Regions from separate parts of the Homo sapiens genome. Here region 1 is linked to region 2. A link is a loop called in an ENCODE intact Hi-C map of the cell type or tissue named here. Cell type or tissue: psoas muscle. All regions are shown on one strand. Links, peaks and the distances in the headings refer to the core of each region. The heading gives the core; the rest is flanking DNA.

Evidence for each region. Peaks named below come from ENCODE experiments on the same cell type or tissue, not always from the same donor. Only the 100,000 strongest peaks of a DNase experiment are listed, where the experiment ranks them.
Region 1: a loop joins it to region 2, with 2.0 times the contacts of the local background. A loop is called at or near these places in 7 of 110 quality-filtered maps.

What each region holds. Positions count from the first base shown.
Region 1 is chr7:28,469,321-28,480,728 of GRCh38, reverse strand. All of the region lies in intron 1 of CREB5 (cAMP responsive element binding protein 5), which reads right to left. Among named protein-coding and RNA genes, the nearest start is that of CREB5, 63 kb to the right of the region's middle. In psoas muscle, for the core only: no CTCF peak of the experiment used is centred there; DNase peaks (open chromatin) are centred at 6,348 and 6,948; H3K27ac peaks cover 787 bases.
Region 2 is chr7:28,417,697-28,429,104 of GRCh38, reverse strand. The region is part of intron 1 of CREB5 (cAMP responsive element binding protein 5); the gene reads right to left. Among named protein-coding and RNA genes, the nearest start is that of CREB5, 11 kb to the right of the region's middle. In psoas muscle, for the core only: no CTCF peak of the experiment used is centred there; no DNase peak of the experiment used is centred there.

The DNA.
Region 1 (11,408 bases), core at 2,182-10,181, 51 kb before region 2:
CAGAAGACATCACATCTCTAAAACAAAAGTTTATTTGACATGTGTGTGGTTAACAAAATACAAGTGTAGAGATTCTTAGGTTTTGAAGGAAATATTGAATGTAACCAAATAATTTAGCTTGTTTCTAATGGGACTAAACATATAACCTCAGAAAACATGCTGACTGGTGGCAAACTCTCTTCCTTTTTACCTGCTCTCACTGTGCACAAAAAGGAAAGAAAACAAAAAAGAAAAATTAGAACAAAACATAGCCAAGGTTTAGGTCGACCCTGTCATCTCTATTTTTCCAGAAAAGAAAGTATTTCATTGTCATTTAAAATAACTGCCCCCATGAACTCCTGAGAGAAAAGACTATGATAGCAACGAAATTCAGTGCAAAACTGGATCTATTCTTCATACTGGTGGAAAGCAGCTTGCCTTTTGGAAAATCTAAGAAAAAGGTCAGCAGTATAGTTTTCTCTTCTCCCTTTGTGCCCTACTACAGTAAAATTTGCCTCTTTAGAATTGGAACACGTTCCCAAATGGTACTACTCTGCCTCTAGATAGATACTTTTTAATGCAGTTTGAGTGCATTTGATTTTTAAACAATTTTCATGTAAAATAAATATCTTTAAATATTCTTAAGAGTCACAACTTTTTAGTCTAGTCTTAGTTTTCTTTTCACACATGCAGATGATTTTTATTGGATAATGTGGGGGGGGGGAGGTTTTGGATTTTTATTCTAGATAAGTATCTATATCTTCAGCAACAATATACATTTGGTCCACCCAATGTACGGGCTGAAGTCATACTCAAAACATCTGAAAATGTGTCTTTTTCTGCATGAATGTGAGCTACCACATGTGAGACTGCATCAAGCCCAGTGATGCCCAAGCCAGACCACTCTGCTTTCGGCGAAACCAGGAAGAGACTATTTCATCTTACTATTAACTCCTATGATTACCACTACTGACTTCCTCTTGAAAGACATTTGAGAATGATGGTATCATACTGGGTGCTTTTTTCCCACGACCCCAGCAGAAAGCTGGGGCATTCCCAGGTTGTATTCTAAAGTAGCCAGCAGTTGTGTTCTGAGCCTGAGACAGCTCACGATGTCCGTTGAACACAGGGTAAAAATATACCGAAGCCTTGATTCAGATTCCTCACACATTCTGCTTCAAATGTCAAGTGTGTGAACATTTGACAGTACTAGGAGGTCACTTAAAGGCCATGTTAAGGCAAAAATCTCATGCCATCTGAAGATTCTCTCATCATTCGAACAAGGTTCTCTTTCTAAATGTTAGCAAAAGGCACATTTCATCTGCCTGCCTAGAAAAGGCATCATTTCCTTGGGTGGCCCAGTAAGGGGATTTGGAAATACGTGAAACCAATTATTGTCTGCTATTATTAGAAGGGGGTCACCCTGGCATTTAGTGGGAAGGGGCCTGGGATATGGGATATTCTGCAATGCACAGAATGACTGGTTCTGTGCAACACTGGAGTCTCCTGATCTGATAGCCAATAGTGTGGCTTCTGCAAGAATAATTAGAGTATAAGTACCCACAACTGCCTCGCCCATGCCACCCAGTTTAGGGTAAAAGGCAGATTAAGAATAACACAACAGGATGAGTGAGACAATGAAAACAAAGACCACATACAGAAGAGGAGATGAAAGGAAGGGACTAAGTGCGTCCCCACCTCTTTATACTTTCCCAAGAGCTCTGAAAAACTCGGGCAAAGTTAAGCTTATGACAAGGCCAGATTCAATGCCAATTAAAACTTTATGAATATTCAAAAAAGTATGTGAAATTATCATTCCCTGTCAGTGTGAGGGAGGGCTGGGGTCTGTTGCCAACATTTAAGCTAAGCATAAGCATACCCTTGCAGGTTCAGTCCATAGAGGAGAGAGATGACTAAGCTGGTATCAATTAGGGTGGCTTTTTCTGGGTAAATTATCTGGTTTGGCCACCTACAGCTCCCACTGTCCAGATAACTTAACCTTTATCTACAGCAGTGTTGACTCAACAGTAGCAAAAGAAAGAGTTGCCCCAACATACAAATATATCTCCTACTCCAATGCCTTACCACTTGTGATAATTGCCTTGTTGATTTTCTATTATTACTGAGAGGACAGCTCCATCATAGAGAATGTGTTTTCCTTTCTTTTTTTATACTTAAATAGAAAACATCACAAGCTTCTAAATTCTGCTTTAACGTTGCTGGCACCATTAGCCCTCCGCTCACAGAATACTTATTAGGGAAACTTTTGCCTCTTAACCAGCTTCTCAGTAAGAAAGCTTAATCAGTCCAAAGGAGCAAAAATACACACACATATACATATTTTTTTCTTTTGGCCTGTTTTCTTATTGAGAAGTTTATATATAATATATATAAATATGTATATATATTCACACACTTTACAGGGATCCTTTCATCCTGATAAACAAGCTCAAGACTCAAAACTCATGCCTAGCTCGTATTGTACCATGAGGAGGATACTGATCTCATAAGGAAGCAACTACAAAACTCTTGGCCCACCTTTCTGCACAAGGTTCACCAGAATGAAGGATCATTAAATATGTTTAAAGTGCAGAAATAAGCCGTGTGGGGTTTTGCGGGGTTTGTTTGTTTGTCTGTTTGTTTTGAGACATGGTCTCTCTCTGTCACTCAGGCTGGAGTGATCACAGCTCACTGTGGCCTCAAACTCCAGGGCTCAAGGGACCCTCCCACCTCAGCCTCTCAAATAGTTGGGACACCACAGGTGTGCACCACCACACCCAGCTAATTTTTTACTTTTTGTAGAGATAGGGTCTCCCTGTGTTGCCCAGGCTGGTCTCAAACTCCCGGGCTCAAGCAATCCTGCTGCCTCATCTTCCCAAAGTGCTGGGATTATAGGTGTGAGCCACCATGCCCAGCTAATAAGCTGTGTTTTGGGGGATTCCTAGATTATTTCCATGGACTAGAAAAGTCCTTCATATCTTTCTCAACTTCCTACTAAACAAAGAATCACTCACTAAAGCCTGCAAATCCACTAAAACACTCTGGAAAAAGCACATGGAAGGAAAAGGCCTTTTCCTTGAACCCCACCACCCACGAGAGGTTAACACTGTGCCAGACTCCAATTCATCAAAAGGTCCAAGCCATTAATAAACAAACGCAGGGCCTTCTCTTTTTCTGCCCCAGGGCTCAGGCCCCCAAACAACAGCACCATTTTCGAATCCACACTTCAAATCAGTATGAAAAGGGAAAGAGGATTTCTTTAAATGCCCCTGTGATCCCAAACCTAGGAGCCCTTCCTACGCATGAACGTGGTTTCTTTGCTCAGGGGAGTGTAGATCATATGCTAGGAAAAACCCAGAACCTGGATCCTTCTGAAAGGGAAAGAAAAAAGGGGAAGAGGGTGCAGGCAGCACCCAGTGGGGACGTTGGAGAAGGCCTATGAGACATGCCTATTGAAAGGCTGAAGAAAGGGGAAGGGAAAAGGCCAGCCCCCAAATCCACACTGGGAAATTGTGGCTGCCCTTGATGGGGTATTGTTCACAAACTGCTTCAGGGAAAGTGGCCTGTGGACAGTGATTGATTACCCATCACAGTGAACTTGTTCAAATATGATTCAACTTGGGCACACACCAGGGGCAGAATCAGAAACCAAGGACACAGGTCTCATTCATTCATTTCTTCCCCACATCGTCACTGAGCACCTACCATGCATGAGGCCCCATGCTAGGAGAATGAAGGCTTGGCACAAACAGTTCCTGCCCTCTGGGCAATGATTCTCCAGAAGGAAAGAGAAGTGTACCCAGATGTCTATGGTGGAAAAGCAGAATTTTAATGGCCATAAAGTACTTTTAGTAAAGTGCTTTTGAGAGTTCAGAGGCCATGAGAAAGCAAAACTGTTTCATTAACTACATAAAATATCATATCATCTCCTCTTTCACAGCTAAATATTTCTCATAATAGGATGCCAGTTCAAGCTGCAAACACATATATAACCCCTGGAGCAATCTTTTAATTCTTTCGGAAGTGGGATTTTGTTTGTTTTTTAAATTTAGGCTTTATTTTGCTTTTAATGCTGAAAAGTAAAACTGTATTATTTATGGTAAACCTAATATCGTGATTAGTAAACCAGATTTTATGTTAGAAAAGAAACAATTAAATCTCCTTTGCTCATTAGCTGTGGGATCTTAGGCAAGTTACTTAACTCCTCTGAATATTAATTTTCTCCTATAAAAAGAGACTATAGGTGATATAGATTTTATCTGACTCAGGGATGTTGGGAGGATCAAGTGGGATATTTGGGAAAGCACTTCATAAACTGCAAAGTGCTGTGAAATGTTGGTTGCTGTTTTTATAGTACAATCAACTCGCAGACATGGAGTTGCAGAGATGGCACATGGCACAGAGTTATGTATACATTTGGTGGCATATGTCGAGAGATTGAAGATTCCAAAGGATGTTGAAGGTAATGTTCTTTAAAGAGATCCTGACTTGATGATTCTCTGATAATCCAGCAATTATCAAGCAAATCCTGATCTGCCAACTTTTTACTTGAAGGCTGCCAAGTAGAATTATTTTGTCTTCTATATGATCCCGAGAAGGACCTCGGAGACAGGTCTGTGTTCCAACTTGGCTCTGCCACATACCAGCCAACCTATAAGCTTGGGTAGGTTTGGTCTGTTCGTTTGTTTTTCATTCCACTGCGTTGGGCTCTTTTACAACAATGACAATACCTACTTCTCACAGTTGTTATAAAAGTTAAATAACTGCCAGACTAAGACGGGTTTAATAGGTCACTTGACTCTGGGGTGAAGTTTGGCTGTTGGTGGCTGAGCAAGCCAGGGAAGAGGGACTCCTCACCCTGGGCTTGGAGGGGCTGGAGATGGAGCTGCACGTGTCTGTTTTCCTTCCTGAAAACAGCTCCTAGCCATAGAATGCAAGTAAAGTGCTTTGCTGGCAAGGCCACGTCCCCATATGTGCCTGGCTACCCTGTCCCTGCAATCTGAACCCCAGCCAGGCAGGAAGAAAGGAGAGTTCAGAAGACACCTGGATAAGATGAGAAACTCAGCCTTCTTATCAGTAGGTGCTTTAGGTTTACCTGGAGGCATGGGAAATAAGACTGACACAGATTGTGACACCCTCTTTATACCCACTCTCCACTTGAACTATTAAAAAAAAAGCCAAATCTTCTTTTCATTATTACATTTTCCTTAGTACACTACATTTTCTTAATCTTAACACTTATTCTTATTTTCACTCTTCCTTATTTTTTTTTCTTTCTCTCCCTTTATTCCCCAAATAGCCCATGTGATATTTAATTTTAAAAATGCTACTTTTTCTAAAAAATAGAGATGGGGTCTCACTATGTTACCCAGAAGGCTCTTGAACTCCTGGACTCAAGCAATCCTCCCACCTCAGCCTCCCAAACTGCTGGGATTATAGGCATGAGCCACCACGCCTAGCCTAAAAAAAAAAAAAAAAAAAAAAAAAAAAAAAAAAAAAGAAACTTCTGAATAACGCATGAAGTGTTAGTTAGCTGTGAAAAAAAGGAAGTCATAATATAATCAATGATCTGGTCATTTCAGCCTCTTGAGAAAATGGAGAGATGACGTCTCCATAATAGCAACATTTCCTAACTTGGGGCACCGGGGAGTTAAAGATGAATAATCCAATACCTCTGTCCCTAAAATCTGGTCACCTCCCAATGCAGAAAGGTTTATATATGTGGAAAGCCTAACAGATTTTGAATTTTTTAATGCTTGGGAGTAGTCAAAATTTTATTTAATGAAAACATATCTTTCACATACCATCACATCCTATGTGTCAGGCGTTTTTAATCTCAAAGAAGTGTTTTCCTTCAAGGCTGAAAGAAAGCCTTGATTAGACAGAGCTTTGATTTATATCCTCCACTAAGTGCCTCTGTAGGAAACACAGCACAGGGTAAAGCCGTTAGAATACGAGTTAGGGTGCCAAAATTCCCAGTTATTTCCAAAGCCCTCAGTGTTCCTATCCCCCTTTTCAATACTGACATCAAAGGATTTCTGGTCTTCTCGAAGTGATAGCATTATTTAAATAGTGACATCAAGTTAATGTTTGGAAGATGCCTCAAGGACCTTAAACGCAGTTCTAAGTAGTAGTATGATCGTTATTTCCTCATCCGTCCTCTACTGTTTCCAAAGAAACAGAAAAAACCACTCACACAAACACACACAAAAATCCTCTGGACACCCCAGTTAACTAGTGTCTCCTTTCTTCGCAAACCACCAATCAGCCAGTCATAGGGCAAACAGCTCAAGCACCAGGCAAGGAAAACATGTTATTTTTCTGGGCAAGCCTTAACTTCACTGCCTACAAAACACAGCCCCACGGGGCACATCCCACACATGGGGAGAGCAAGACTCCCATCTCGCATTTGAAACCAATAGTTACCAGTCAACACCCGCGGAAACTGAGGTCAGGATTCCCCAGCACGCACCCTGAAGTCCAAACTCACTTATTCTCCAGATTTCCTACACAGACCAGTCCTGACATCCCAAGCCATTCCTGAAATCCCTCTCCTACTACTAGTAATACTCAAAGAAAGTTCCAAAAAAGTAGCTTAAGAGAAAACTTCCCCTCTCCACAGAGCCTCATTCCCCAGCTGCCCAACACCCAGCAGACTTCTCAGAGGGAGAGAATTTGCTCGGTATCAGCACTGGATGCCCTCTGAAACAGGAGAGTCAGTGGAGTAAGGTAAGAAAAGAAAGCAAAATCAAACAACAAAACCAGGCTTCAGATAGTCTGTTAAAAAATGAGGCTGTCAGGAGCCAAATTCCACAGTGCACAAAAGCCACTTAAAGGTACACCCTAAAACACTCGCTAGAAATCTTCAAAGTACAAGGGAGGCTCCCTGCCACGGGCCAGGGTCATGGACCCAAAGGTGACAATGAGACACTCCCAAGAACATCTGGCCAAATAAGCCGGGCACTGGGCCCTTCCAGACATGGGACAGCAGCCTATGTCTGCTCTCATCCACTGACCTCAGATCCCTGCCCGGGCTTGGCTGCTTCCAGCCTCATTCAGCCGAGCACAGTGCAGGGTCAGCGTTCTTAAGGCATCTGGGAAAGCCACTGTCTTCCTCATCTTCCCCATCTTCTGTCAGAAGACTCAGTCTTCCAGCAAAAGTCTCCCGAGGACCTACCAGGGCCAGGCAGTGTGTCAGATATGGGGCAGAAAACACTGAATGAGAAGGATGAGGCCTCTGTTCTCACAGAGCTTACCTTACAAGGCAAAGAAACAAAAAGCAAAACAAGCAAAAAACACAAGCACAGAAATCAAAAAAGTGACCAAGGAAACTAACAGCACATTTTGGAGAGTTCACTGAAAGAGATAAAGAGGGTGATGTGATAAAGAGAGAAAGGTGCACAAGGAAGCTTTTTATTTTTTTTCTCAGAGATGGGATTTTGCTCTGTTGCCCAGGCTGGAATGCAATGGTGCCTTCGCAGCCCGCTACACCCTTGATCCCCTAGGCTTAAACGATCTTCTCACCTCAGCCGCCCAAGTAGCTGGGACCATAGGTATGCACCACTGCACCTGGCTAATTTTTTATTTTTTGTAGAGATGGGGTCCCACTATGTTGCCCAGGCTGGTCTTGAACTCCTGGCCTTAAGCAAACCTCCCACACCCAGCCTGGGGAAGTTTTCTGAAGGAGGAGGTAATGCTTACCTCTCTGGACAGGTGACATTTAGTTTGAGGCCTGACAAATGCATATGAGCTGTTTGAAGACTAAGCAGGGGAGGGTGGTCCAGGCAGAAAGGAGAGCAAAAGCAAAGAGCTTGGCATGTCTGAGGGACTGAAAGAAGGCTGGCAAGGCTGCAGCATGGTCCACAAGAAAGAGAGAGGCCCCAGGTAAGAGAAAAAAGCAGGCAAGCCTCAAATCAACCAGGGCTAAGATTGATTCTCAGAGCACAGAGAAGCACTGAGGAATTCCAGGCTGCAGAGAGAGACCTTGGATCGTCGAAGTACCTGTTCCTCCATCCCCAAGTGAAACGTGAGGGTCCTAGTAATTCACTCTGGGGATCCTGGGAGGGTTAAAGGCATCTCAGGACCAAGATAGAGACTGATACAGAACAGATGCTCACCTTCTCATACAATAAAACACACAGCCTATCCCATGCGTAAATAAATATTTAGACTTCCCCGCAAAGTAAGAATGTTGTCCTAGCGGTGAGGGGTAGAAAGAACACAGCCCCTGTGACATAGCCACCACCGGCCAGCACTGTAGTTGCAGCTTGAGGTCAAATCACACCTGTGTAACCTTGGAGTGGTAACTTAACTTATCCACGCATATTTCCTCATCTATAAATAGAGATAATACCTATGTCATAGATTTTTTTGAGGATTAAATGAGCATATACACAAATACACATATACATATAGTGCAGAGAATAATTTCTAGTATATAGTAAATATACAATATACATTAGCTATAATTATAATAATAAAACTACTTTTCTCCTATCAGAAGACACTTATTCACCTTGAAAACAAGATGTGGAAGCCTTTTCAATCCCATATAACCAAACCTAAGACAATCTCATTACTATGTTTTTTTTTTTTTTGCTTTGACTATAAGATGACGTATTTTGGGTTTAGTGGCTAGAGACTGTTTTTGTTGGGATGGAAAGCATGTCAAATAAAATTTTTCTCTCTCCATAGGTTAGATTTGTTTTGGTTTTGGTTTGCTTTACAGAACTGAGTAATTTTTTTAAATGTAAAGGATTGGTTTATCCATTGAAGGTTGGTCAAAACTTTAATAATTGACAAATTGTGTTTTATCTTATTGTGATTTTATATGTAAGAAATGCCAAACATTAACAGATTAATAGTGGCTACAGTGGGACAATGAGATAATGCATTTTTTGTATCTATATTTTATATTTTTTCTATTATGAACATTGATTGGCTCTGTTCAAGATAAATTAAAAACTCAATGTAAGATAAAACAAGTATATCTGGAAGTGTGTGATGATAGCAAGGATACCAGGAGAGTCTGCAGGGCCTGCCTCACTCTGCAGATGATCATTTGTTTTACCTTGGACAAACGTCTAAGGTTCTTTTAGTTTTAATTTTATTATTTATAAAATGGACAAAACAATTCTTTTTCACACAGCGTTGTGATAAAGATTAAATGCAGCATGTAGTGAATGCCCAGTAAGCCCCAGCTCTGTAGTACTGTGTAGTGTTTTAGAGTATATGGGTTCACACAAAAGACCCCAAATAGCCAAATTATACTGAGCTATAGTAACCGAAAGAGCATGGTTTTGGCATAAAAGCAGACACAGAGACCAATGGAACAGAAGAGAGAACCCAGAAATGAATCCACACATGTACAGTGAACTCATTTTCAATAAAGGGGCCAAGAAGATACACTGGAGGAAAAACAGTGTCTTCAATAAAGGGTGCTGGGAACGTTGGAAATCCATACACAGAAGAATGAAACTAGACCCCCATCTCTCATCATATGTAAAAATCAAATCAAAATGGATTAAAGATTTAAATCTAAGACCTCAAACTATGAAAGTACTACAAGAAAACATTGGAAAAACTCTCCAGGACATTGGTCTGGACAAAGATTTGAGTAATACCCACATGCACAGGCAACCAAAGCAAAAATGGACCAATGGGATTATATCAAGTTTAAAAGCTTCTGCACAGCAAAGGAAACAATCAGCAAAGTGAAAAGACAATCCAAGGATAGGAGAAAATACCTGCAAACTACCCATCTGACGAGGGATTAATAACCAGAATATAGAAGCTGCTCAAGCAACTCTAGAACAAAATCTAATAATCCAATTAAAAAATTGGGCAAAAAATTTGAAGAGACATTTCTCAAAAGAAGACATACAAATAGCAAACCGACATATGAAAGGGTGTGCAACGTCATTTATCATCAGAGAAATGCAAATCAAAACTACAATGAGATACTATCTTGCCCCAGTTAAAATGGCTTATATCCAAAAGACAGGCAATAACAAATGCTGGCGAGGATGTGGAGTAAAGGGAACCCTCATACACTGTTGGTGGGAATGTAAATTAGTACAATCACTGTGGACAACCATTTGGAGGCTTCTCAAAAAGCTAAAAAATAGAGCTACCATATGACCCAGCAATCCTACTGCTGGGTATGTACCCAAAAGAAAAGAAATCAATATATTGAAGAGATATCCACATTCTTGTGTTTGTTGTAGCACTGTTCACAATTAGCCAAGATTTGGAAGAAAGCTAAGTGTCCATCAACAGATGAATGGACAAAGAAAATATTGTATTTATACACAATGGAGTACTATTCAGCCATAAAAAAGAATGAGATTCAGTCATTTGCAACAATATGGATGAAAATGGAGGTCACTATGTTAAGTAAAATAAGCCAGGCACGGAAAGACAAACATCGCATGTTCTCTCTTCTTCATGGGATCTAAAAATCAAAACAATTAAACCCATGGAGATAGAGGGTAGAAGGATGGTTACCAGAGGCTGGGAAAGGTAGTGGAGAAGTCAGGGGGAGATGGGGATGGTTAATGGTACAAAAAAATAGTTAGAATGAATGAATAAAGCCTAATATTTGGTAGCACAACAGGGTAACTATAGTCAATAATAACTTAATTGTACATTTTAAAATTACTAAAAGAGTATTGGATTATTTGTAACACAAAAGATAAATGCTGAGGGAATGGATACCCCATCTTCAATGATGTGATGATTATTACACATTGCATGCCTGTATCAAAATATCTCATGTACCCCATAAGTATATATACTTACTATGTACTCACAAAAATTTTAAATTTAATAAATAAATAAACATGATCACATTGGAAAAAAAGAGTACATGGGTTCAAATCTTGGTTCTTTCAATAATTAGCTGTGTGACTTTGGATAAATCACTTAACCTCTCTGTGCCTCCATTTCCTTGCATCTTATAATAATGGTGCTTACCTCCTAAGGATTATTAGTATGTGAGGATTAAAAGAGTTAACATCTGTAAACAATTGAGAACAGTGTCTGGCACATGGTAAGTGCTATGTAACTGCCAGCTCTTATTACATTATGAAATCTGAATCTAAAACTTCAGAAAAGCATATGGTTCTATAATCATGTAAATATGGCTTATTTTCTGGTGACAAAAATAACAAGCAAGAATAGTGTGGCATTTTAGTATCATTCATTGGCAGAGACATTAATTTTTATTCATGTATGAACTTATGTTTATGTGGCAAAAATAAAATCAAGGTCCTAATTTTTAAAATTTGTTTCCATATATTTAAACACAAGCTATAATTTCAGGACTACCCAGCAAACTCTTAATTGCCCCAGCTAATTTCTCCAATGAGCACTTCCTTTGCCATCACTCTGTCTCTATGTTGTTCCCCAGGGCACAACAGGATTCAGTA
Region 2 (11,408 bases), core at 1,729-9,728:
GCAATGAGCCAAGGTTGTGCCATTGTACCCTAGCCTGGGTGGCAGAGTGAGATTCCATCTCAAAAAAAAACTTTTTTTTAAATTAAACTAAACATCACACAAGGAATATAAAATTGATTTAAGTGCCTTGGAGGAAAAGTTCAGGACATATTGAGATTGGGAAACCCGGGGAAGCTTGGATGGTCTAGGCAGAAGGGGCAGCATATGCCAAGGCCCTGAGGCTGAGGAAGCTGTGGTCCCTGTGAGGACCTGATATCCCAGCGTGGCTGGGGCTCACTCTGGAAAGGGCTGTGTGCTGTGAGATGAGGCTGGCCTATTTGATGCCCAAGACTATGATCCTGATTCTAACTCTATCTGCAGCTGAGACCCCTTCCCTGAATTCCTCTCTCAGCATCTCACATTGATTCAGCATCTCTTCACATACAACATGCCCAAAACTGAACTCCTGGTCTCCCACACTGACCCTGTTCTACCTGCCGTCTTCCCCATCTCAGTCGATGACAACTTCATCCTTGTCTCAGGTCAAATACCTTAATATCTTCCCTGACTTCTTACTTATCTTCACAGCCAATCCCTCAGCAAGTCCTGCTAGGTTTACCTTCAAAATAAGCCAAAATCCAACTCTTTCTCACCACCTTTCCCAGAACCTACCCAGTCCAGCCCACCATTGTCTCTTGCCTCCTCATGGGTCTTCCAGCTGCCACCCTTGCTCCTACACAGTCGATCCTCCAACCACAATGGAGGGCTTTATAAGTGATAGATGCTCTACCCAAAACTATCCAATAGCTTCCTACCTGGCTGAGATTAATATCCAGAGATCATGGCATGGTTTAAAGCCCCTGGATGATCAGCCACCCAGCAGCTCCCACTGCTTCCCTCCTTGTCTCTACATCTGCTTCCTTGCAGTTCCTCAAGCACACCATCCAAAACAGCAGGGCCCTTGTACCAAGCAGCCCCTTACCTAGAAAGCTCCTTCTCCACATCTCCATAGGAATTCCTCCCTTCCCTGGTGGCTCTCCTCTCATATGTCACCTTATCTGAAAGTCCACCTTCCTGGACTATTCCAACTGAAACATGAAAGAGAACACTTGATCCACTTCCCTGGCTTTATCTTTCTTTTTAGCACTTACTACTATATTAGGTGTTATTTACCTATCTATGTGGAGATTTTGTTTGTTTGGTTCACTGCCATATCCTTAGAACCTGGAAGAGTCCTAACTAAAGAGCAAAGATCCACCTTTAGTGATGCACTTGGCTGGGTTATCACATAGCCATCTCCGGAAGTCCTTTTGTATAATATTATAAACCCAGGAAAGAAATAGATTGAGTGCCTAGTATCTTACTAAGATTGAGGCTTTGGAAATGCAAGAGGAGAGCGAAGTCTGGCTAGGAGGGGTGAGGAGGAGGGCAGAGTTCATGGGAGGCAGGTCAGTCTCTGGAGAAGGAGGGCAGACCCCAAGTCCCTGTGACAGGCACCGTGGGGAAATACAATGTGTTGAGAGGAGGAAGGGCAGAGATAGAAGGAATAAAGTGTGAGCGTATCCAAAACAAACTCAGTCTCTGTCACAATTGTGCCTAAGCTCAACCCTAAAGGAAGATTTTTCAACCAGCCTAAGGGAAAGGAGATTAATGTCGTCAGAGTATACATTTCTCTTGCCAAAAGTTGGTCATGTGTTTTTTAGAATCATTTTTTAAAAATCCACAGCAAAGTTAAATGTCAAACAATAGGGGTTGGTTAAGAAATTATGGCATAGAAACTCAATGGAATCTTATGCATAATCATAGTTTTGAAAACTATGTAGCGACATGAAAACATGTCTGTGGTATAGTTTTAAGTGAAGGAAGCAGAATTTTAAAATATGTCTATGCTCTGATTAAAACTATTTACAAATTATGTTCCTCTCTGCACAAAGAATGCAAGAGAATGTAAAAATGAAAAATCAGTTTTTCCTTAGGGTTATAAGACTCTTGGCGATGGATTCATTCACCTCCATTTTTGATTTCTAAAATATTATGACAGTTGTCTTTTAGCAACAGAGTTTAAAATTAATGTGATACTGAGAGAAGGGGACTTCATCCGTATACCTAAAAAATCTTCCTAGGGTGGTCCTCCAGGAACACTCACCAGGCTGGTTAAGATCTCATGCTGATTCTAGGAAGTTTATGGCAGCAATGAGTGAGTGTCTCTTTAGTCAGTTCATGCAAAATTAATTTGCCATCTACTGTGTGTCACCATCTACTCTATGCTAATTCGATGAAAGAAGTCAAAACTAGGCAAGATTCAGTTCTTGCTGTCATGGAGCTTACAATCCAGGAGAGGGAGTTTATGAAAAACACAAAAATAATCACAATAGAAGATACGTTTTCTTAAAACCATAAGAAAAAGATTAACAAAGCACTAAGGAATTAATTAATTTTGCATTCTGCTTTTGGTTTTGCAGATCAGGAGATGATGACTGAGATGGGCCTTGGAGAGTACTGTTTTCACAGGCAGGAAGTGAATGCAGCATGTCTAGGTGAATGTGTGCACGTGTGTGTCTGGAACCACTGTACTAGAGGATTGCAGATGTTCCAGGGAAGAACATGCCAGAGAGGCACTCAACACAAACCACAGTGGATCTGTCTTGAATATGGAGTACACCTACAAGGATGTGGCTGAGGGGCCTAGGGGCCTTGAGACAGGGCACCAGTGAAGGTTCTTGAAAAGGGAAATGGGATGTTCAGAGCTATGCAAGGGAGCAATTCTTGGTAGCTAGAATGGACAGAGTATGAGCTCAGCGACCAGACAAAACTGGGACCAAACCCAACTCCTCCATTTACTGGTTTTGTCCCACTGGTCAAGTCCCTTAACCTCTAAGCCTTATTTTCCTTAGCTATAAAAAAGGGTAATTGTAGCCCTTTGCTAAGTTTGTTATGAAGGTTGACATAGTAGAGCAAGAGAGGAGTCTCACTAAAGACTCAATAAATAATTCTGCTCCCCTTAATTCTCAGTTAATAGGGGGAATCGGGTTAGAAGGAGACAGGACAAGGACACTGCTAAGGCAGAGTCCAGAAGATGTGGCAATGATATGTTCAAGACTACCAAAGAAAAGGGCCAAGTCAGTGAAGGGCATGAAGCCTCAATCTGGGGGCCCAGAGGACAGTGGTGGCCCTCACTGAAATGGGTGTGTCAGGAGAAGAACTGGTATAAGGATGAGTTTGTGTTTGAACAATTTGAAAATTAAGGAAAAGCAGCAGTCCATCTAGAGGAAAATGTCAAAGGCGCAGTTGGAAAATGTCAAAGGTGCAGTGAAGGCCATTGCCAAGGAGAGAGGTGCAAGCTGGAGATACATATGATAAATGCTGTAAGACTGAGGTCTGAAATGCCCTATCAACAGCTACTCATCCCAAATATGCAGAGAAGCTGTTGGATCAACATGCCCTATTTGGCATGTATTCTAACTGAATTTAGCAGCCCATGTTTTCTTCCATGATGTGTTATCTTTTCTTAACAGCTTTATTGAGACCTAATTCACATACCATACAATTCACTCACTTAAAGCATGCAATCTAATGACATTAGAATATTCAGATTTGTGCAACCATCACTATAATTTTAGAACATTTTCATCACCCCCAAAAGAAATTACATACTCTTCAATGGTCACCCCTGAACTCCCCACCCCACCCCCAGTCCTAGGCAATCATGAATCTACCTTCTGTCTCTACGGATTTGCCTATTCTGGACATTTCCTATGTATGGAATTATATAATATATGGTCCTTTATGGCTGGATTCCTTTTCTGAGCATGTTTTCAAGGTTCATTCATGTTATAGTATATTTCAGTAGTTTTTTTTTTACAACCAAGTAATTTTTCAATATATGGATGCACCATATTTTGCTTATCTACTCAACAGTTGATGGGCTTTGAGTTATTTCCACATTTTTGGCCATTACAAGTAACCCTGATAGGTAGTGATGTTGGACATATTTTCATGTGCTTACTGGCCATTTGTATATTTTCTTTTAAAAATTTTCTGTGACAAAACAATCTGTACAACAAACCCCCAAGACATTGAATTTACCTATCTAACAAACCCACACATGTACCCATGAGCCTAAAATAAAAATTTTTTTAAGAACTGTCTAGTCGGATCTTTGCCCATTTTAAACTGAGTTGTCTTTTTATTATGATGTGTTTCTAAAATGCAGAATTTTGTCTTTTCATTGTGCAAAGCAAAGGAAGCACATAGACATAAATTATCCATCAACAACCAGAAAATCAGAATTTTTTTCCTTCCCACACTGAAACATTTATACTTAGCTTAGTGTGTGTGTGTTTATGGGAATGGGTGATTTTTGTCCTTGTCAGTAAATGTTAGCACATCAAAACAATAATTGTTAAGGCTGCCAGAGTGGCAAACTATAGTTGTATTTAATTCTTTCTTCTCATGGTTAAAAGTTGGTGTTAACCTTTCAGCGTTGCTCTTTTACAAATCCTGGTGACAAATTCAAGGCCAAACCAAGGGTAATGCCTACATTAGCAAAAATTTGTCAGTCAGTGCAACATGTATGTATCTATTTTTAAGAGTAGGCTTGTTTTGCTGTGTTTTGCTGGCTATGTCCATAGTTGGTAATTAACATATGGATCCCCATCTCCGAAGACTTGTTCCAGGTTTTTCCAGGGATCTATCTGAGGTTTATTTTCAGCATGTGCTAAAAAAAGTCTGATTAGAAAACATATCACTCCCAATCTGCTTGTTCTCCTAGAGTCCCATTATTACCTGACCTGGGTGCTGCCTTCTTGCTGGACACACCTGCTGTAGTGGTTTGAATTGTGTTTTCCTGAAAGGAGATATGTTGGAGTCCAAACTCCCAGTACCTCAGAAAGGGACTTTCTTTGAAGATAAAGTATTTGTAGAGGTAATTAAGTTAAAATGAGGTCATTAGTGTGGGCTCTCATGTAATATGACTGACATCCTTATGAAAAGAGGAACTTGGAGACAGATATGCGAAGGGAAGACCATGTGAAGTCACAGAGAAGACAGAAGAAGGAGGGAGGCCTGGAACAGATTCTTCCTCACAGGCCCTGGGAAGGAACCAACCCTGCCAATACCTAGATTTCTGACTCGCAGCCTCCAGAACTGTGAGAGAATAAGTGTCTGTTGTTTAAGCCCCCGAGTTTGTGCTACTTTGCTACAGCAGCCTCAGGAAGCTAACACTCCTGGCCATGCCCTAGACCCACTGAGTGCCAGAGATGTGGTCGCCCTGGGAGGAGGGGGTGCCTTTCTCCCTGTGGAGCCACTCTCTGGGAGAAGTTACCAAAGCTGTACTGCCACGGAACCCAATAATGCACTGTACCTTTCAGTTACAGTTGCTCTTGGCATTTTTGTTCACAGCCATTTTCTGTTCTCAGGATGCAGACACAAGCCTGTGGGCACTGGGCCAGAATCCATCCCCCAATTCACCATCCCCCAATTCAGCACCACAAAGGATGACCCAGACTTTCTTACTGGGTCAGGCTTATCCTGACTCCATCTTCCCCACTCTCTGGACCCCTCATCTTCCAGTTAATCAATCCCCAAGTCATACTGCTCTTGCCTCTTACATGGCTTTTGAATCTGGCACCATCATAACTCAAGCCCCCATCATCTCTTGTCTGGATAACCACAATAGCCCCTAACTGGGTTTTCTGTCTCCAGGCTTGCACCCCCTCACCCTCCTCCTGAAACACTAAATTGCAGTGACTTACCTGGTACAAGTTCTATGAGGAGTGGGACTGTGTCTGATTTTGATCATGTATCCCTGGTACCCAGCACATAATAGATGCTCAGTTAATATTTAATGAAGGAAGGGATGAAGGAAGGAAAGGAATTTAGGCTCAGACAGGGTGCTGATATTTGTGTTGGAAAGGAGTTGCTTGGTTTATTTGTGGTTGTTGCTGCTTCTTAGTAACAAAGAGCACACTTGGTTCCATAAGTGTATGTGGCTAGCATGGAGGCAGAGAGGATGGACAAAGAGAAGCAGGAGAAAAGGAAGAAGGGAGGGAAGGATACCTGAATTCCAGTTATATGTCTGGCACTTACTTTAGCTGGGACTGCACATACCACTTAAGCCCTGGGATTCTTAGTTTCTGCATCCACTAAAATGGGAAGGATAATATCTATCCTTCATATTTCACTGAGTTGTTATATCACCCTAATAAGATAATTTCTATTAAATTACTTTGAAACTCCTAAACAATGTAAGGTGTTATTAATCAGTGGTTGTCTAGGTATGGGCTATTGGGCAAACAGGCAGTTACTCTCATAGAGAAACATAAATGAGAATCCAATGAATGTGAATTTCCATTCCGGATTATACACTTCACCGGAAGTTCATTAGCTCTGGTTACTTTCACAGCTTAATACATGTAATGTATGCACCAACACATGTAGGATGAACCACATGAAACTGATCATATTCATTCAACCGCAGCAATTTTAAGTTTATGTGTCCATATAACCATAGCATTGTTAAGCATCATTATTGAGCCCAGACATTTTTTCATTCTGGAGTCCATGGCTTCTGGGTCCATGAACCTTCTCATGAATATTTGCCTATATGTTATTTTTATGAAAACTGGCTCATAGCTTTTACCTAATTGTTTAAAGTGTTCATAATCCAAAAAAAGCCAGGAGCAACTGGTCCAGCCCTCCTTCTTACTGCTTCTAGAAACTCTTCCTATAATAATTCTGACACCCCATGCCAGGGAGGTCACTAATTTCTGAGACAGTCCTTTCCATTGATGTATAGGTCTACTTGTTCCAAAATTCTTCCCTCTTTGGAGCCAAAAGAGCAAACACAGCACACTCCATCTCTCCACACAGCAAACCATCTCCTTCCTGCAATTTTCTCTGTTTTTCCCCGAAGCACAGAGAATAAGTCAGAAATAGTATCCTCTTGTCCACAGAATGTTCCTTGATATTATGCACAAGCCTGGGCCTCCTCCTTTCTGAGTCAAATATCTCTAATTTCCTCCACCATTCCCCCTGTGATCTGTCTCCAAAATTTTCAACTCCCAGGTTGTCCCCCGCAAAGCAACTTCTCATTGGTCAGTGTTACTGTGAAGTGTGGGTTTACATTCCCTGACATAAACTACAAGGCTTCTTGCCTGACTTTTTCGTTGATCTCAGTTGAGTATATATATATATACACATACACACACATACACACTCTCTCTATATATATGGTATTTTATATATATACCATATATATGGTATATATAGAGAGAGAGAGTGTGTGTGTGTGTATATATATATGCACACTATATATATGGTGTGTGTATATATATATATATGGTATATATATATATAGTGTGTGTGTATGTATATATATATGGTGCTAAAGGCTATCAAGTAAATTTCTTAAAAACTGCTCAAATAAGGTCAAATGCATTTTCAAATGGAATGATACAGCTTTCTACACACAGGGCTCACCCAGATCCAAGCCAGAAAAGAGGCATGCAGTGTTACGTGCCTAGCTTTTAGCTACCCTGGATTCTCCTATGTGTCAAAATCACATCACACACATACCAATGTCGTCTGTCTACATTATCCCAAAGTGCAAAAGTCCTGTTTAGATTTTTGACCTTCCCATTATGACAGTAAAGTGGATGCATCCCCAAAATCTCACAAATCACCATTAAAGAACTTACTTACATAACCAAATACCACCTGCTCCCCCAAAACCTATGGAAATAAAACATTTTTTAAATGTGGTATATGTATACCATGAAATACTACTCAGCCATAAAAAAGAATGAAATCATGTTTTTGTAGCACCTTGGATGGAACTGAGGCCATTATCCTAGGTGAAGTAACTCAGAAATGGAAAACCAAATTTCTGGATGTTCTCATTTATAAGTGGAAGCTATGCTATGGGGTATGTAAAGGCAGACAGAGTGGTATAATGGACATTGGAGACTCAGAAGGGAGAAAGTTGGGAAAGGGGGAGGAATAGGAATCACCTAGTGGGTGCAATGTACAGTATTCCAGTGACAGATGCACTAAAAGCCCAGACTTCACTGCTACATAATTCATCTATGTAACCAAAACCACTTGTACCCCTAAAGCTATTGAAATAAAAATAAGTGAATGCAAATTAAAAAAAAATTAAAGTGGATGCATCTAACTTGAAACAAATGGTCTGTACACTCTATTTTCCCCCATCTGGGGAATGGGTACAAGCAAACTTTTTCCCCATTTCTTATAACTGTGGTAAAATATATATAACATAAAACTTGCCACCCTAACCTTTTTTTTTTTTTTTTTTTTTTGAGATGGAGTCTTGCTGCAAAGCACAGGCTAGAGTGCAATGGTGCGATCTCAGCTCACTGCAAACTCTGCCTCCTGCCTTCAAGCGATACTCCTGTCCCAGCCTCCCGAGTAGCTGGGACTACAGGTGTGTGCCACCATGCCCGGCTAATTTTTTGTATTTTTAGTAGAGAAGGGGTTTCACCATATTGGCCAGGCTGGTCTTGAACTCCTGACCTCAAGTGATCCTCCTGCCTTGGCCTCCCAAAGTGCTGGGATTACAGGCATGAGCCACCATGCCCGGCCTCACCTTAACCATTTTTAAGTATACAGTTCAGTAGTGCTAAGTATATTCACACTGTTGTGCAACCAATCTCCAGAACCCCCTATGTTTTTAAACAAGCATTAAATAACTACAACTATGTGAAGGAATATAAGACTTTCTAAATAGATCTCCTAAAATATCTTCTAAATGTTAAATAAAGATAAAGCAGCCACATGATTTACTCTTAAGCCTTCCTTTTAAAGATACAACCACGTTTGTGCTTAAAAAAGGGAAAAAAGAAAGAAAGCACATTTCCTGGAAAGGATAAAAATGAACTTTAGGTTAAAGACTCAACCTGTCTGTCTTAAGAATGTCCCTTCCAAAGGGCATGTCAAGTAATTATATGTACTCTTTTTCTCCCTGATTTTTGTAAGTGCTTCCAAAGCATATGAAAAAAAAAAAAAAATTGTACTTTGCCCATGCTGCCTCCATCCAATCAGCAGACATTACTGTTTTGTTTTGGTTTTTTAGTGTTTGAATGGTTTGGAGATCAGCATTGGTGTTTAGCAAAAAGTACAATTTCAAATTACATGCTGCTTCATGGTGCCAAAACACTGCACCCTCATCTTTGATGACGTCAACACAGCACAACCCTGAGAATGGTGGTTGTTAGTCATCCGATTTTGCAAAACTGGAAGACAAAATTGTAAACAATGTGTGCTTAGACAGGCCTTCTCAGAAAAAAGGAGTGTCTTAAATATGGTTTCAATTTTTTTAATCTCACAATATCTTTTAATCAACAATATGTATCTGAATCAATGTTACAAATAGATATTTGGCCAATAGGAGTTACAATGTGTCCATGGGCATCCTAAAAAAAATGATAAGCACATTTGCAAGTGTATGCCCTACTAACATTCTGGTCCTCACTGGCCCAGGTTTTTATTTATATACATATTTATTTTCATATAAGCATAAACACCATAAGCATGTATATGTATGAATATTAAAATTGCTTTAAATTTAGCATGATGCTTGGAGGAAAGAATCCAAAATAATCGCCCCCTGGCACTGGTCGAAAATTGCACTATTAATCAACAGCTCACCCATCAAAGACACAGAAATGCAGACAGAGACTGCAAATGGCCAAGCCAACGTATCACCATTGTTAGGAGAAAACAAAAACCAAATACTTAAACACAGATGGCTCCAGACCAAGTGTGAAGACAGTACATTGGCACGACAAGGGCTAAAGTGTTTTATAAAAGATAATTTAGGAGGTAGGGCTAGAGTCTATCTTGCTCAACAAATGAATCTGTACAGACCTTTGCCTTCAATCCCCAAAACAGATGAGTAACTTACATCATTAATCTCATTGTCTCTCCACACAATACTTTTAACAGTCAATCACAAAGTAGCCTGAGAGAAAGTTTCCCTGGATACTACCAAACACACAGGTTTGCAACAGATGTCTCCATGCAACTTTTAAAACAGATTCCATGTTAAGAAGTTAATATATCCTTATGTATTTACTAATCAATCCAGCTACATGTAGCCTGAAGCTGGAAAGTAAGAGGTATTAGCAAGGAAACCATTTAACTGCAAATAATGCATGGGAAAGCACCCGAAAGAATGTTATTTATAAATACAAAGACAAGCGCAATAGTACAAGCAATTGGAAAATCCCTACCTGGAAGCAACCCAAAGCAGTGCTTCTATCTGGAATATCTGGAATACATGGCACTAATAAATGTGAGCTCTTTTCTCATACCGACCACCCATCTAATCAATGAGCAGGATGCCTAGCCTTGGCAATCTCTTAGTTTTCCCATCTATAAAATGGGGATTAGAGATATGTGTTAATAAATGAAAGCTAACATTCTTCCAATGAATGACATTACAGAAAACACAAATATCACCACAAAATGTAGAAAAACATGTAATTTTATATTTAAAACTAGTTTATAGTCATGCTTTAAAGGCGATATGGTTGAATAGACATGTATTTGGACATAGATGGCTCTGCAGGGGATAAGGAGAGAGAGGGTCAGAGTGAAATGACTCATGAATTTGGGGATGCAGAGGCTCTCTGCAGCATGAAGTCACAAGAGGCTGACACCAAGGTCTCTCCTCCCCTCCACAAACAATTCTGTCTGTAGACTTCACAAGAAGGTGCGTGAGGAGTTTGGAAATTATTTTTTATTTTATACTTTTTGCATCCTTTAGTGAATGCACAGACTGGTGTATTATAAAAAACAGGTATATTAAAATAAAGCATTCTGATGTGCATTGAAAAACATTGATTCTTCTAATATTTTAAAAGGTGACAAATAAAAATGAATACCTTAAGTCTAGGAGGTTATAACTAACATCTTGACATGAGAAAATCTGGTCTAGGCAATAACACAAGTTTGTTAAAAGCTTGGAAGGAAGAAAATTCTGGGGGATCCAGATGTCTCAACTGGAGTAAAAATTTCCCTCCCCAAACAACTAAAGGCAAGTATCTGGGGCAAAAGAGTAAGCTGGCAAAATACTGTAACTGAAATGTGAGAATCCTGACCTTTTCCGAAACAGAGGGTTTCTACGAGGTTACATGTAAATCAAATCCTAAATTAAGATTTCTAGTGAAGCAGACCATTTAAAACACCCACGTTTGAAAGTTACACAAAACAGAGCCCATTTGTGGTGCAAAGAATTATTGTCTAAGTTATTCATTCTGTAAATTTTAATCTTTATCAGTTATATTTTCTTAAATATGTGTTGCAGGGTGCAGCATGCTTGTAACAACTGCTTGCTGCCCTTGAACTCTGAATGAACGCTTTACTGCAATCCCTTTCCTGAAATAGAATCATAGAATATTAGAGTAGAA